Regions from separate parts of the Homo sapiens genome. Here region 1 is linked to region 2. A link is a contact called in ENCODE Hi-C data. All regions are on one chromosome and are shown on one strand. Each heading gives the region's core, a stretch centred on a gene start or an enhancer-like site at or near the end of the contact. The rest is flanking DNA. Distances are from core to core; before and after follow the strand shown. Region 1 has its middle 28 kb from the start of DDX6. Region 2 overlaps SMIM35 (small integral membrane protein 35).

Region 1 (7,847 bases), core at 4,139-6,638, 810 kb after region 2:
TAATGTTTATCAAGGCCAGCCTGAGCAACATAAGGAGACCCCATCCCTACAAAAAATAAAATTAAGTTAAAAAAAATCAGGGCTGGGCAAGGTGGCTCACGCCTGTAATCCTAGCACTTTGGGAGGCCAAGGCAGGCAAATTGCCTGAGCTCAGGAGTTCAAGACCAGCCTGGTCAACATGGCAAAACCTCGTCTCTACTAAAAATACGAAAAATTAGCAGGACGTGGTGGCATGCCCTTGTAATCCCAGCTACTCAGGAGGCTGAGGCATGAGAATCGCTTGAACCCGGGAAGCAGAGGCTACAGTGAGTCGAGATAGTGCCACTGCACTCTAGCCTGGGTGACAAAGCGAGACTCTGTCTCCAAAAATAAATAAATGAATAAAAATAATTATTTTTGTTGAGACGGTCTCACTCTGTTGCCCAGGCTGGAGTGCAGTGGTGCCATCTTGCCTCACTGCAGCCTCAACTTCCTGGGATCAAGTGATCCGCCCCAGCCTCCCGAGTAGCTGGGAATACAGGTGCATGCTATCCTGCCCAGCTAATTTTTGTACTTTTTGTATACTCTGGGTTTCACCATGTTGACCAGGCTGGTCTCGAACTTAGCTTAAGCGATCCACCCACCTCAGACTCCCAAAGTGCTGGGATTATAGGCGTGAGCCACCGTGCCTGGCCAAATTAAGTTAAATCAAATTAAAATTTTTAAAAAAGAATGTCACAGAAATGGAATCATACAGTGATTAACTTTTTTCACATGCTGTATATAAATTCACAATCCATTTTGAATTAATTTTTGTGTAAGATGTGAAGTTTAGGCCGGGTGCAGTGGCTCACGCCTGTAATCCCAGCACTTTGGGAGTCTGAGGTGGGTGGATGGATCGCTTAAGCTAAGTTCAAAACCAGCCTGGTCAACATGGTGAAACCCCATCTCCTCTAAAAATACAAAAAATTAGCCGGGCATGGTGGTGTGCACCTGTAATCCCAGCTACTCAGGAGGCTAAAGCAGGAGAATCACTGGAACCCAAGAGGTGGAGGTTGCAGTGAGCCAAGATTTCACCACTGTACTCCAGCCTGGGCAACAAAAGCAAAACTCTGTCTCAAAAAAAAAAAAAAGTGACATTTAGGTCAAGGTTCTTTTTTTTTTTCTTTTGCCTATGGATGTCCAATTTCTACAGGGCTATTCATTGAAAAGACTATTCTTCCTCCATTGAATTGCTTTTGCTCCTTTGTCAAAAATCAATTTCTGGCTTGTTCCATTGACCTGTGTATCTGTCACTACTCCATACTGTTTAAATTACTATATCTTTACAGTGAGTCTGTAGCAATACAGTAAATCTTAACATCAGACAGAATGATTGCTTCCAGATTATTCTTCTGTTTCCAAATTGTTTTAGCTATTCTAGCTCCTTCGACTTTCTGTATAAATTTTAGAATAAGCTTGTCTTCACTTACAGAAAATCTTGCTGGACTCTTCAATTTTAATAATTTTAAAGTTTTCTTCATTTCATTTATTTAATGTGTATTAGCTTTTAAAATGATTTATTCTATTGTATGTCACACAGATGGTCAGAAGACACCAAATTTCCTATGTTTCTAAGAGGTAGGGCAAGCCCTCTTTTGTCATGGTAGTCATCAAATAATTCCATACGTTATCTTTACAAGTGTTCCTTAAACCTCACAGCAACCCTAAGAGGAATATACTAGTAGTCTCTCTGTTTTACAGATGAGGAAACTGAGGCATGGATAGATTACATAACATGTCCAGTGTCTCATAGCTAGAAAGTGGCAGAGTTGGGATTTGAACCAAAGCAATCTGGTTCCAGAACACATACTGTTATCCTCTGTGCTATGCTGTTCTGTTTGAATATAGTTATCTCATCCAAGAAATTTTTATTCAGTGCCTATTATGTGCCAAGGACTGTTCTAGGTGCTGTGTGTTCTAGGTGTCCTATGGCACCCATGAGTAAAATAAAAATAAAATAAAGCAGTGATTAAGACAAAATCCCAGCTCCCATGGAGCTTCTATTGTAAAGGGGGAGAATTTACTGTATTAATGCAATAATTATTGTTTTGTTGAAGTATTATTTTATTATTTGATTTATATTGAGAACACAGACACTTTAAATATAGGAGCTGGGATCTTACCCAAAAGATATGCTTATTCACTGGATATAAATACTCACCATAATTCTACCAATCTTCTGGAGACTGAAAAATCCCTCAGTTGGGAGATAGATAAAACCATCTTGGGCCGGGCGTGGTGGCTCATGGCTGTAATCCCAGCATTTTGGGAGGCGGAGGCGGGCGGATCACGAGGTTAGGAGATCAAGACCATCCTGCTAACACAGTGAAACCCCGTCTCTACTAAAAACACAAAAAAATTAGCTGAGCCTGGTGGCACGCGCTGGTAGTCCCAGCTACTCAGGAGGCTGAGGCAGGACAATCGCTTGAACCCAGGAGGCAGAGGTTGCCACGAGCCAAGATCACACCATTGCACTCCAGCCTGGGTGACAGAGTGAAACTCTCTCAAAACAAACAAACAAACAAACAAACAAACAAACAAAAAACCATCTTGACTTCAAACACCATAGATTAGTTTTAACTATTTTAGAACTTTAGATAAAATTATACGGTATATTTTCCTTTCTGACTTCTTTTGCTCAACATTATGTTGGTAAGATTCACACATTTGTCGCATGTAGTTGTAGTTTGTTCATTCTTGTTGTGCTGTTCCATTGAGTGAAATAACCTAGTTTATCCATTCTATTGCATGTGGAGATAGAGATTGTCTCCAATGGCCGGGCGCGGTGGCTCACGCCTGTAATCCCAGCATTCTGGGAGGCCGAGGTGGGTGGATCACTTGAGGCCAGGCGTTCGAGACCAGCCTGGCCAACATGGTGAAACCCCGTCTCCACTAAAAATACAAAAATTAGCCGGGCATGATGGTGCATGCTTGTAATCCCAGCTACTCAGGAGGCTGAGGCAGGTGGATGACTTGAACCCGGGAGGTGGAGGTTGCGGTGAGCCGAGATAGTGCCACTGCACTCCAGCCCAGGTGACAGAGCTAGACTCTCTCTCAAAAAACAAACAAACAAAAAATATGATTGTCTCTTTTTGACTTACAAATGTTATATATTTTAATAAAAATATATTAAAATACATTATAATATATTAAAATATATTATAATAAAAATAATATTAATATTAATATTTGACTTACAAATATAAATAGTATATGATTATGGTCAGTTTTAATACGGCCAAACAATTTTCTAAAGTCATACCATTGTTTCATACTGCTTTCAAAAATGTTCTTTTGTTTTCCCTTATATTTAGCAAAATATTTTGTTGAGGACTCCAACTCATTTCATCTACAAACAAAAGTTTAAAAATCTATGCTTAGACCAAAGGGATGGAAAAAGAACAGCAAAGACACAGGAAACCTGAGGGAGGAGGAAACTGGGACAGATTCAGGACTGTTTGGCCAGCCAGTTCTTCCTGTAAGATATTCTCTTTCAAGAGCTAAGCTTTGGGGGTTCTAATTCTGTTTTAATAAAACACAGTGTTCCTTTACATAGTTGAACTGAATTGTTTTCCAACAAATATGAATTAAATTGCCTCATTATTTATTTAGGTTAAACAATTAAACTGTAAGCTTAAGAGGAAAGGGACCTTGTACATTCTTCAACATTATAGCCTCAGACATAACAGATGCTCAATAAATGTTTGGATAAATGAATGAATAAATAAATGAATCAGTTTCCTAAAACTTAGCAACTATCTATCATGACCTGATGTAGCATAGTTGGTTCATTATGCTGTGTCTCAAATTCAATGATCCAGGCCTTTCTCCTGAGTCTACCCCAAATACCATGAGACTATATTGGAGCTCTCTTGGGATTATACATGGAGGATCAATAGGCTGGACAACCCCACTCCCTCAGACAGTCAGCCTGGCACTGCCCTTATAGAGATCCTGGTCAAACAGTAGACATAGGCCAAGCACGGTGGCTCAAGCCTGTAATCCCAGCACTTTGGGAGGCCGAGTTGGGAGGATCACTTGAGGCCAGGAGTTTGAGACCAGCCTGGGCAACATGGTGAGACCTCATTTCCATTAAAAATAAAAAATTTAGCCATGCATGGTGTCATGCACCTGCACTTCCCAGCTATTCATGAGGCTGAAGCGGGATGATTTCTTGAGCCTGAGAAGTCAAGGCTACAGTAAGCTGTGATTAGCCTGGGCGACAGAGCGAGACCCTGTCTCAAAAAAAAAAAAAAAAAAGAGATAATTTATGAAAGAATATGTACACACACTCAGAATGATGCATGTGGCTTAACTGTTTACAAGTGTGAATAAATGGCTCATTTACATAGAGTATCACATTTAATCCTCTCAAAGCCCTAAGGGGCTTGTTATTATAATCTTCATTTTATAAATGAGGCAGTTCAGAGAAATGAGGTGAGTTGTTAAAGGTCACAACCAGTAATTGTTAAAGCCTCAATTTAAACTTAGGTCTGTCTAGAGCCTGAGATTTTAAGAATTATGTGTGCATAAATAATTTAAAAATTAAATTTTCTTTGGCTCTCAAGGACATGTATTTTTGCATCTGATTTCAATTAAGCTAAATACATTTGGTGCCGACTAGGTACCGAAGACATTTATATAACTTAAGATAATATCACAATGTATTTACCTTCTCTAAGCACTCCTTCAGCTTCCCTGATTAGGAGGCGGCTGGGCCTTGAAAGAAAACTTCCTTTCTGATGTACGGAACAGAGGACTAGGAGCCTGCGTGAGTAGGTCTTAGGGTGAAGGAAGCCTTTTCAGAAGGGGAGATGAGGGAGAGAGGAAAATGAATTGGCAGGAAAAAGGCAGAAAAGGTATATTTCAAGAGGGAAGTCTGAAAATTATTTCCATCAGAGCTTTCTGTGACTTGTTTTAATGATAGCCATCCAGGCTTTTTATTTTATTTATTTATTTTATTTTATTTTGAGATGGAGTCTCACTCTGTTGCCCAGGCTGGAGTAGAATGGCGCGATCTCAGCTCACTGCAACCTCCGCCTCCTGGGTTCAAGCGATTCTCCTGCCTCAGTCTCCTGAGTAGCTGGGACTACAGGCGCCCACTACCACACCCGGCTAATTTTTGTGGTTTTTTTAGTAGAGACAGGGTTTCACTATATTGGCCAGGCTGGTCTCAAACTCCTGAACTTGTGATCCACCCATCTCGGCCTCCCAAAGTGCTGCGATTACAGGCATGAGCCACCGCGCCTGGCCAGCCATCCAGTTCTTGAAGGCCAAAGAAAGCATAATAAACCTGAAGATTCTTGGCAGATCCTGGCATTGCTGGACTGCAGGGTGCATAAACACCCTGGGTGACAGATGACGTGGCCGGCCATCTCAGGCCCATCCCTGTGCACTGGGTCTGGACGGTGCCAGCTCCTTGGCAACACTGCAGGCTGTTATGACCCTGTGCCAGGGCGGGGGAGGGGCCGAGCACCAGGTGACGTGGCAACACCGCAGTCAAAGGAAAGCCATGCTAAGAGGCCACTGCCCCGCAGTCCTGTGACAGGCAAGGGGAATGCAGGAATATTGGGGAAGAGGGGAGGGGTGGAGGGGAAGGATCATTGTTGCACGGCTCTAGCAAGAAAGAAAATCTAAAATTCTGCTTCATGGCTCAGCTCCCAGCACAGCTAATGCTTGGAATGGACCAGTTGCCTGGACAGTTTCAATTATTTGTCATAAGCAGCTCAGGCCTTGGTGTGCAGATTTCCTTTGCCCCTCAGTTTCAGATAGCCCACTGTGGCCCCTGCTCATGATTCAGACTGAAATAGCTGCCTGTTTTGCATGCCAGTTAAGCCTGCATTTCAGTTCTTGTTTCTTTGAAAGGACCTGTCAGGGAAGCAGTATGAAATGTCAGGTTCCGGTTTGGTATTCCCCCTCTACCTTCAACCTTGTAGCTTGACTTTTGTGGGATTCCCACTCATGCTCAGAGTCCCCTCATGCGAATAGGCTTATCTAATTCACAAGTAGCTCGGTGATGTGATGATGCCTGGCCCTGTGAAATCATATTTTTTCACCTTACATCACCTTCCATGGACTGGCTGGAATTCAGATTAGTTAGCCATCCCATTCTTGCTTGGACATGCTTATTAAAGATAGAGGATATTGGCCAGGCGCAGTGGCTCATGCCTGTAACCCCAGCCCTTTAGGAGGCTGAGGCAGGTGAATCATCCAAGGTCAGGAGTTCAAGACCAGCCTGGCCAACGTGGTGAAACTCCGTCTCTACTAAAAATACAAAAAATTAGCCGGGTGTGGTGGCACGCACCTGTATTCCCAGCTACTCGGGAGGCTGAGGCAGGAGAATTGCTTGAACCCAGGAGGCAGAGGTTGCAGGGAGCCGAGATCGTGCCACTGCCCTCCAGCCTGGGCAACAGAGTGGGACTCCATCTCAAAAAAAAAAAAAGGCATTATCAATTATCAAGGAATTATCAATTTCTTCCTACAAAATAACTGAGGAGTCCTACATAGATCTTTACAATTGTCTGTGTAGAAGTTCAAACTCCTGAAAGTTGGCTAGTCCTTGTTCATATCTACCCCATACCTGTGTTAATACCGTTTACATTTACTCTTTCAGACACAGGGGAACAAGGTCCTGAGCAAAGGAGGACTTGGTATGAACAAGTGGGTTTGGTGCCGCCATTGCTTCTGGCTTGGGTCTCTGCAACTTTGGTGGAGCTTCCAAGAGCTCCATGTGGGGACGGAGCATTAGATGGTTGACAACATCTGTGGTCTGCAGGAGCCACTATGCGGAGGGCCCAGGGAAGAATTTGCCATTTTCAATGAAAAACACGTGGCAGTTACTAATTATGATGACTTTGTACTGGGATCGGGATCTGCGGCACCCTTCTTTAAAGTAAAACACCAACTGCTTAAGAAATAAGAATGTTTTAGTTTATCCATTGAACAGACATGAAGAGTGTTTCAAGAGATGCAATCCCTTTGAAAAATGGATCAAACTCTTGAACTCATGTAGCATACTAGATATGTTTGTGAATAAACTCATGACATGAAAAATCAGTCAATCAATTTAGCCTTGGACATAAATAGATAATGGCTTCTCATTCCCCGTTTACAGTGGCCCCTCCTTCTCTTGTCTTTTCCAAATACAAGACCGCTTAGATCTTTATCATCATCCTGAGGAGCTGATATTCAAGATTATATGTAAGACATGGGGAACTTGAACTCAGAGGGGTTTTTTTGTGTTTGTGTGTGTGTGTGTGTGTGTGTGTGTGTGTGTGTGTGTGTGACAAGGTCTCACTGCTGCCCAGACTGAGTGCTGTGGCACAGTCACAGCTCACTGTAGCATCAACCTCCTGGGCTCAAGCGATCCTCCTACCTCAGCCTCCTGAGTAGCTGGGACCACAGGTATGCACCAGTATGCTCGGCTAATATTTTTATATTTTGTAGAGACAGGGCTTTGCCATGTTGTCCAGACTGGTCTTGAATTCCTGGACACAAGTAATCTTCCTGTCTTGGCCTCCCAAAGTGCTGGGATTACAGGTGTGAGCCACCGTGCCCAGCCAGAATTGGAGATTTTTAAATACAGAAATTCTCAAGTGCTTTGCCCAGGAAGGGCTACATTTGTCAACTTTTCTGGCTGCTGGAGCAGGTCAGAGAGGGCTAATATTCCTGTCAGAGGTGGTAGATTTCCTCTGACCCCATTTGTTCATCTCTACACTTTCTGAAGAAAAGTCCCTTTTCAGATGTCTATATATTTTTAAATATTCTCATTATTTAGAAAGCTCCTTTCTTTATGTTCTGAGTGAATTACTCCCATGTGTTAAGAG
Region 2 (6,861 bases), core at 2,581-5,080:
TCCCAGCTGGAAGGGACCTCAGAGTCCTCAGGTCCAATGGCAGCCTTATACAAACAAACACAGCATCAGGGGCTCAGAGAGCTTGCGCTCACCAGCTACAAGGGGAGGAAATGGGACTAGAATAGAAGATGTAACTTCTTTTTTTTTTTGAGACTGAGACTCGCTCTGTTGCCAGGCTGGAGTGCAGTGGTGCAATCTTGGCTCACTGCAACCTCTGCCTCCTGGGTTCAAGAGATTCCCCTGCCTCAGCCTCCCAAATAGTGGGGGCTACAGTCAGGCACCACCATGCCCAGCTAACTTTTGTATTTTTAGTAGAGACAGGGTTTCACCATGTTGGCCAGGATGGTCTCAAACTCTTGACCTTGTGATCCACCCGCCTTGGCCTCCCAAAGTGCTGGGATTATAGGTGTGAGCCACTGTGCCCGGCCGAAGATGTGACTTCTTATACTGCTCACCATCATCCCCCCAGTGGTTCTCTGCTTATCATGAGAAACCGCATCCTCCTGATTAGGGAGGAGTAGACCAACCCAATAGCTCTGCAGATAAAAACTCACTTCCAGCACTGCCCAACCTGTTTTTTCTTGATTTGTTTTTCAACTTCTTGCTTTCTTTTTTTTTTTTTCTTTTGACAGTCTTGCTCTGTCTCCAGGCTGGAGTCCAGTGGCACAATCTCAGCTCTCTGCAACATCTGCCTCCCAGATTCAAGCAATTCCCTTGCCTCAGCCTCCCTAGTAGCTAGGATTATAGGCACGAGCCACCACGCTCGGCTAATTTTTGTAGTTTTAGCAGAGATGGGTTTTCACTATGTTGGCCAGGCTGATCTTGAACTCCTGACCTCAAGTGATCCACCCGCCTTGGCTTCCCAAAGTGCTAGGATTACAGGCGTGAGCCACCGTGCCCGGCCACACCTGTTGTTTTGCTGGCCTGCTGCTACTCTGGGCAGGCAGAACATTTTCACTTCTGGTCTCCAAGTGTGAGAATTCACCAGGCCACTGGCTTCCTGTTTTGTACCAGATCTGTTTAAATATCACGGCTTCTAGATGGTTTTAGATCACTAAGCAGTTTTTAGAAATATAATAATGATCCTCCCATCTGCTCCCACTTTGAGTTTCTCAGACCCCTGGAGCAGAGAGTGGAGCACCAGAGACTCTGGCCTCCTGGCTCCTGGCACCAGGCCCCCTCCAATGCCACTGGCATGGGACAAGACCATTAAGATTTGAAGAAGAACCTAGAGGAGAGAAAAGCTCCCTCTTCACCTGCCAGCCTTGTCACGGTTTTGATCATTCCTTAGGTTATCCTTTAAGATAGAAAAATCGTCATCTGTGTGCTCTCTCTCAGAAATGTAACTGATCATGAGCACAAGGTTGAATGTAGTCAAGGATGGGGAGAGATCAAAAGTTTTGGTTTTCAGAGCACCTAGGATTGCACCAGGGATGAAGCAATGCCCAAGATGTTCTGAAGAGAGATTTCAACACAATTTCCTGAGAAGTTCCTGGCTATGGCCAGAGCCATGCAAAGTACCGTGGAGAACTCAGAAGAGGTTTAAAACCTGATTCTGCCTGCAAGAAATGCCCATCAAATAGGAGAAAGCAAGGTTAATTTCAGGGAGACTGGATGCCCCCATGGTGCCTAGCATAGTTCCTGGCATGTTATGGAAGCAGCGTGAATAAATGAATGCAAAGAAATAATCAATAATAAAGTTATGGGGGCCTGAGACTATCTGTATTTAAAATCAGCAGAGCACAAGATCCATGGGTCTTACAGAAGTCTCCCTGGAGAAGGGAAATTTGAGCTGGCATGAAGAATGGGCAGAATTTGGTGATTTGGAGGTCAAGGAAGTTCTAAAAAAACAAAAGGAAGAAAGAGGAGTGGGTCAGTGGGAAGCTCAGAGCTGAGGATGGGGCCTGGGGAGGACTGGGCTCCTGAGCGCCCTTCTCACCACACAAGGAGACCCCAAAAAGAGATTAGAGACCATCTGGAGGGAGGAGTATGTTCTTGGGGGCCAAGGATGTTAGGATAGCTGCCAGTTTGGACTGAGGCTAGAAGTGGGTGACAAAGGACTATAAAGAAAATAGATTCTTGCTTGGCCTTGAACAAATCACTTCACGGCACTCTGGGCCTCTGTTCCCTCACCTGTGAGGCTGTGAGGATGAAGACGCGCATCATAAGCCTCTGCCCTGCACTGATATGTGCTCAGCAAATGTTAGCGTTTCACCCTACAGGTAAAGTTGGTTGGGAATGGGCCAGACTTGGAACCTGGTCAGACACACGCAGAGTCAAGGAAAGGCTAAGTAATGCTTAGAATCCTAGACCACTAGGGAACTGCAGCCATCACCTTTCAACTGCCATCTCCTAAATTAGAAAGATATATTGACACTTTGTACTTGCATCTTTTAATTGTTTACTGAGCACCTACTATGGACCAGGCTATACGCTAAGAACTGAGAATGCAGACGCTTTAAAAAAAAAAAAAAAAAAAGTAGATGAGGTCTTTGCTCTCCTACAGGTAAGAACCAGGAGAAGCCTTGGAAAAATAGTCCAATCTTTTGATTCCAGATGCTGAAATAGATGTCCAAAGAGGTGGAGTAAGTAGCCCATGACCACACAGCACATCAGGGCAGGGTCAGAACCAGACCTTATACTACATTCAGTTCTCATCCTTACGCCCTGATGTCAGCTACATCCGTGAGGGTGCAGACTCTGCTCAGCTCTGGTGCAGCCAGTAGCCAGTTGTGGAACTTGGGTAAAGCATGCTGCTTTTCTGACCCAAGTGCCCCCATATGTAAAACGGGACCAAGAATAATCCCTGTGTCTCAAGCTTGACATAAGGCTCAAAATGCAGTACCATGCAAGAAAAGGCTTTGTGTTCTGTGGACTGTGAACTGTGCAAACAGTCTCTGCTCCTCCTTTTGATCACTAAGCAGTTTTTAAAAAGATAATAATGATCCTCCCATCTGCTCCTACTTTGAGTTTCTCAGACTCCTGAAGCAGAGAGAGGGGCACCAGAGACACTGCCCTCCTGGCTCCTGGCACCTGGCCCCCTCCAATGCCACTGGCATGGGACGAGATCATTAAGACTTCAAGGAGAACTTAGAGGAGAGAAAAGCTCCCTCTTCGCCTCCCAGCCTCATCATGATTTTGATCAATTTTCTAGGACAAAGCAGCCTTCTGTGGCTACATTGGGTGTCTCTTCTCTACTCGGCAAGTAGTCACTGACCTCCTCCAGCACGCTCCAGTTTTAGGAGTTACTAAAGACCTATGGAACATAACTTTGTTGGCAGAGGGTTCAGCCTGGTTGAGGAACAGCACAAATGGAGGAAATGTGGCCACCTGCAATTCAGATCAAAATGGTTGGTGTCAAGTCTCAAGCCCTGAGCGAAGTCACAGCAAAGACGGACTTGGGCCATCTCACAGAGACTAGATATGGCCAGGAGGGGAGGGGCTGCAGGGACAAGAGGCCACCCAGGCTGGAGAATAGCCCCAGAGAAGGCACCAAAGCGTGGCAGGGGAACCCGGACCAGCCAGCCCTTGGACCCCCAGCCCCCGTGACTGCCTCTGGGCTCTTAGGGCCAGTGGAAAGAAGAACCGTAAAAAGGTAGCGGGAAGGTGTTGGGAGAGGCTCTGGCACTGCTATGATCTGGGTCCCAGCCAGTGCCTGGCTCAGCCAAACCTGTGGCTGGGTTTCCAGGCATCTGCTCCCGAATCGTTTCTAAACAAGCTGGAATCTGCCCTTTAGAGCCCTCAACAGAAACACGCAAAGTCCAGGGGTAAGGCCCAGGCCCCAAGGGTGAAGAAAGCTGTGCTCGCCAGTAGCCTGCGGAAGTAAGGAAAAGAGGGGGAGGCTGAGGGGACAGAGGGTGCGTCAGAGGGCCCTAAAAGAGGAAGTCGCCCAGTATCAGTTCTGCTCCCGAGGATGGGAAATACCCTCCGTGCTCCCAGCCCCGGGCAGCTGTCCCCGTCTCCTCACCTGAAGCCACAGACCTGGGGCCAGGGCCACCTGGGTCCTGGGTCCCATCCTCCCTTTCAAGATTCCCCAAGGCTACTGAGTTCTGAGCACTTCCGGGGGCCTAGGGTGGCCGGGCATGGACTGCAGACCCAGGATCCCTGCTAGGCAGGGTGCGGGTACAGAGTTTTATTGGGGCCGGGCCAGGTGCAGCAGCTGACACCTATAATCCCAGCACTTTGGGAGGCCGAGGCGGGTGGCTCACTTGAGGTTAGGAGTTCGGGACCAGCCTGGCCAACATAGTGAAACCCCATCTGTACTAAAAATATAAAAGTTAGTCGGGCATGATGGCGCACACCTGTAACCCCAGCTACTTGGGAGGCTGAGGCAGGAGGATCCTTTGAACCTGGGAGACGGAGGTTGCAGTGAGCCAAGATCCCGCCACTGCACTCCAGCCTGGGCAACAGGGCAAGACTCCATCTCAAAAAAAGAAAGAAAGAAAGTTTTACTGGGGCCCAAACCTCAGGGGTTAGGAAAGAGGCCCCAGTCCTCAGAATTGAAATCCAAGGAAGGAAGCCGAAGACAACTCATCTCCCCTCCCTGCTATTCCAAGAGGCCTTCAAGGAAGGGAGGGGTCTCAGAACCACTAAGGGGCCTTCCTCACTCCCACTTACTCAGGGGCAGAAGACTCAGTTGAAGACCTCCAAATCCAGAGACTTGGTAATTAAGTCAAAGCCTGGCTATGCTGGGAGAATGGCCTCCAGACCCTGGCAGAAAATGGGGTAAGGGCTGGTGAGGCTCCCCACCTTCCTTCCTCTACAATCTGCTAGAACCCAAAACGAGAAATGAGGCTTTGGGAAAGGGAGCACAGGAAGAGAAATCACACAGCTTCCCTCCTCCTCCCACTTGCTCTATTGGGCTCCTGCATCTGTTGCTGGGCTGCTAGCAGAGAGGCTGGCAGCTGGCTGTTCTAACTGCAGGTTTCAGCAGTGACAGGCTCCCTTCTCTTGCCCTACTCCATCCACAGGAGCCCCGAGGACTCTGCCTCTCTGGTTTGAACAAGTCTGCACTAAGCACCTTCTAAGCTGACGTCCTGTGCACACTCTGCCTCCAGTCCAGCAGGGCACAGACCGGAGAAAGGAGTGATGACTCACGAGGGGAACTGCCCTGCTGTCTACCAAACTACAGTGGATTCCTGGTTTCCCTGGTGCATTATCTGGTTTGTTCAGCCTCGCCTGGGTTCCTCTTCACACTCCCACCATTTCTGGCCCACTTTTGCCACAGGACAGGCTTTGCACAAGAAATGCAGAACACTGTAATGTAGAACTCACCCACTCCCCCGTGCCCAGCCCATTGCAGGAGCCTAGGCGACAAGAACATGTTTCTAGACTGTTCTCAGCACTGCACATCAAAATTGGGAGTTGGCCATGTTTGGGAGGCACTGAGGCCTTGAGCAGTAAGAGAACAGGCCCAGATTGGGGATGGGGCAGGGGGAGGGTTGAAAGTGCTGGAATCAAGTACAGAGGGGGCAGGGCAGAGTCGAGGCCCAGCTCAGTCTTCAGGGAAGTTGGCCTCAGGTGGGAATGTTAAAACCATGTCTGGAATCACCTCTGTATAACTTTGCTTATTGAAGCTATGAGTGGCTTTCTGGCCCCTGGTCAACCCTACAAGGGCAGGTAACTGGAGATACTACATAAAGAAGCTCCCTGCTGGTGTCTGGAGGCCTTGCCCACACTGGACTGCACTGGGCAGGGCTGGTTCTCCAGGACATCTGTGACCCCTCCTACAGGCTCAGGGGCTTCCTGGGATCTAGATTCCTCCTGAGGAATGGTGGCCTCTTTTAGTTCTGAGAGAAAGCCGCTGCTGCCCAGCCAGACTCCATTCCCAGAGGCCTGACTCCCCAGGACTCCCATACCATAGGCTGGTGGCGTATCCAGAGGAGACCCCCTCATTCTCCACAATGAGGGGCCAGGCCAGGCCTTGAAGATCCGAGGGGATGAGGGCAGTCCAGGGGAGCCTGGGAGGGGCAAGAACTGCCCAAGAGAGAAATGGTTTGAATGGGAAAAAGCAACTGAGATGTGGGGAAGGGATGGGCTTAAAGGCAGGCAAGGGAACGTGTGGCCAGAGTTGGCGGGCCATGAAGCAGGGGAGGCTCCTGGGCTCAGAAAGCTCAGAACTGAAGTGCTAGAGTGATGCTTCTTGGAGATATTGGCCATCTGGAAATTTTATCTCAGAGCAAGAGTTAAGATAAAAAGCTGTGCTCTAGAAGCTTCCACCTTGAATGCAAACAGAACCTTCCCAGGAAGGAAAGGCCGGGCATGGATTGGGTGGACAGGAGGAAACAGGGCAGGCCCAGTGCCAGAAGCGGGTGGGGGAAAACATGACCCAAGCCTGAGATCGGCACCAGAAGACAGGGGATGAACCAAATAATCTCTTTGGGTTCCAAGTGGTCCTTGGTGCGAGGCTTGGGTGACTGGACCCTCTTAGGACCTTACTTGGACATCAGGCTCACTCGGCAGCTCTCCCAACTCCAACTCACCTCCCCAGGGCTTCACAAGTTGCTGTCTCTGCATCAGACTAGCCCGTTGGAGAACTTCATGTAGCCACCATCTGTGCTGCTGATGTGACCACTGATGGTGAAGGGTGGACCCATCTCCAGATCCTTCAGGTTCCTGAAAAAGATGATCCAATCAGGCTACTGGAGCTGATAACCTAGCCTCTCCCTGGGTCCCCATCTCCCTTGACTCCAGGGCACCAACTCACTGACTTGTCTTCCAGAAAAGGAAGTGGGCCACTTACCATAATCATCTCTCAGGGCCAAAGGAGGTACAGCCCTGCCTGTGGCAAGTAGATGAGATGACCAACGCCAAGAGGACTTCCAGCTCGCACTCCCTGAATCCCTGATTTTCTGATATGCT

Evidence for each region. A loop is a pair of places that touch in the nucleus more often than their neighbours do. Pooled maps may share reads with other maps.
Region 1: a loop to region 2 is called in a map with no recorded cell type, with 8 times the contacts of the local background. The contact joins two enhancer-like sites. A Hi-C loop is called at or near these places in 3 of 37 single-sample maps with no recorded cell type and 2 of 50 pooled maps.

Annotation. Positions count from the first base shown.
Region 1 is chr11:118,815,148-118,822,994 of GRCh38, forward strand. It overlaps the pseudogene COX7CP3. Among named protein-coding and RNA genes, the nearest start is that of DDX6, 28 kb to the left of the region's middle. RefSeq lists an enhancer at 5,914-5,993. Within about 2 kb of position 5,389, at least 22 of the 41 ENCODE cell types and tissues checked have a DNase peak (open chromatin) inside an H3K27ac peak, as active enhancers do.
Region 2 is chr11:118,007,266-118,014,126 of GRCh38, forward strand. It overlaps SMIM35 (small integral membrane protein 35), which reads right to left. Exons shown (of 5, transcript NM_001394165.1): 4 at 6,483-6,615. The coding sequence ends at 6,516. Among named protein-coding and RNA genes, the nearest start is that of IL10RA, 24 kb to the left of the region's middle. RefSeq lists a silencer at 2,651-2,700 and enhancers at 3,225-3,324, 3,470-3,970. Within about 2 kb of position 3,831, at least 21 of the 41 ENCODE cell types and tissues checked have a DNase peak (open chromatin) inside an H3K27ac peak, as active enhancers do.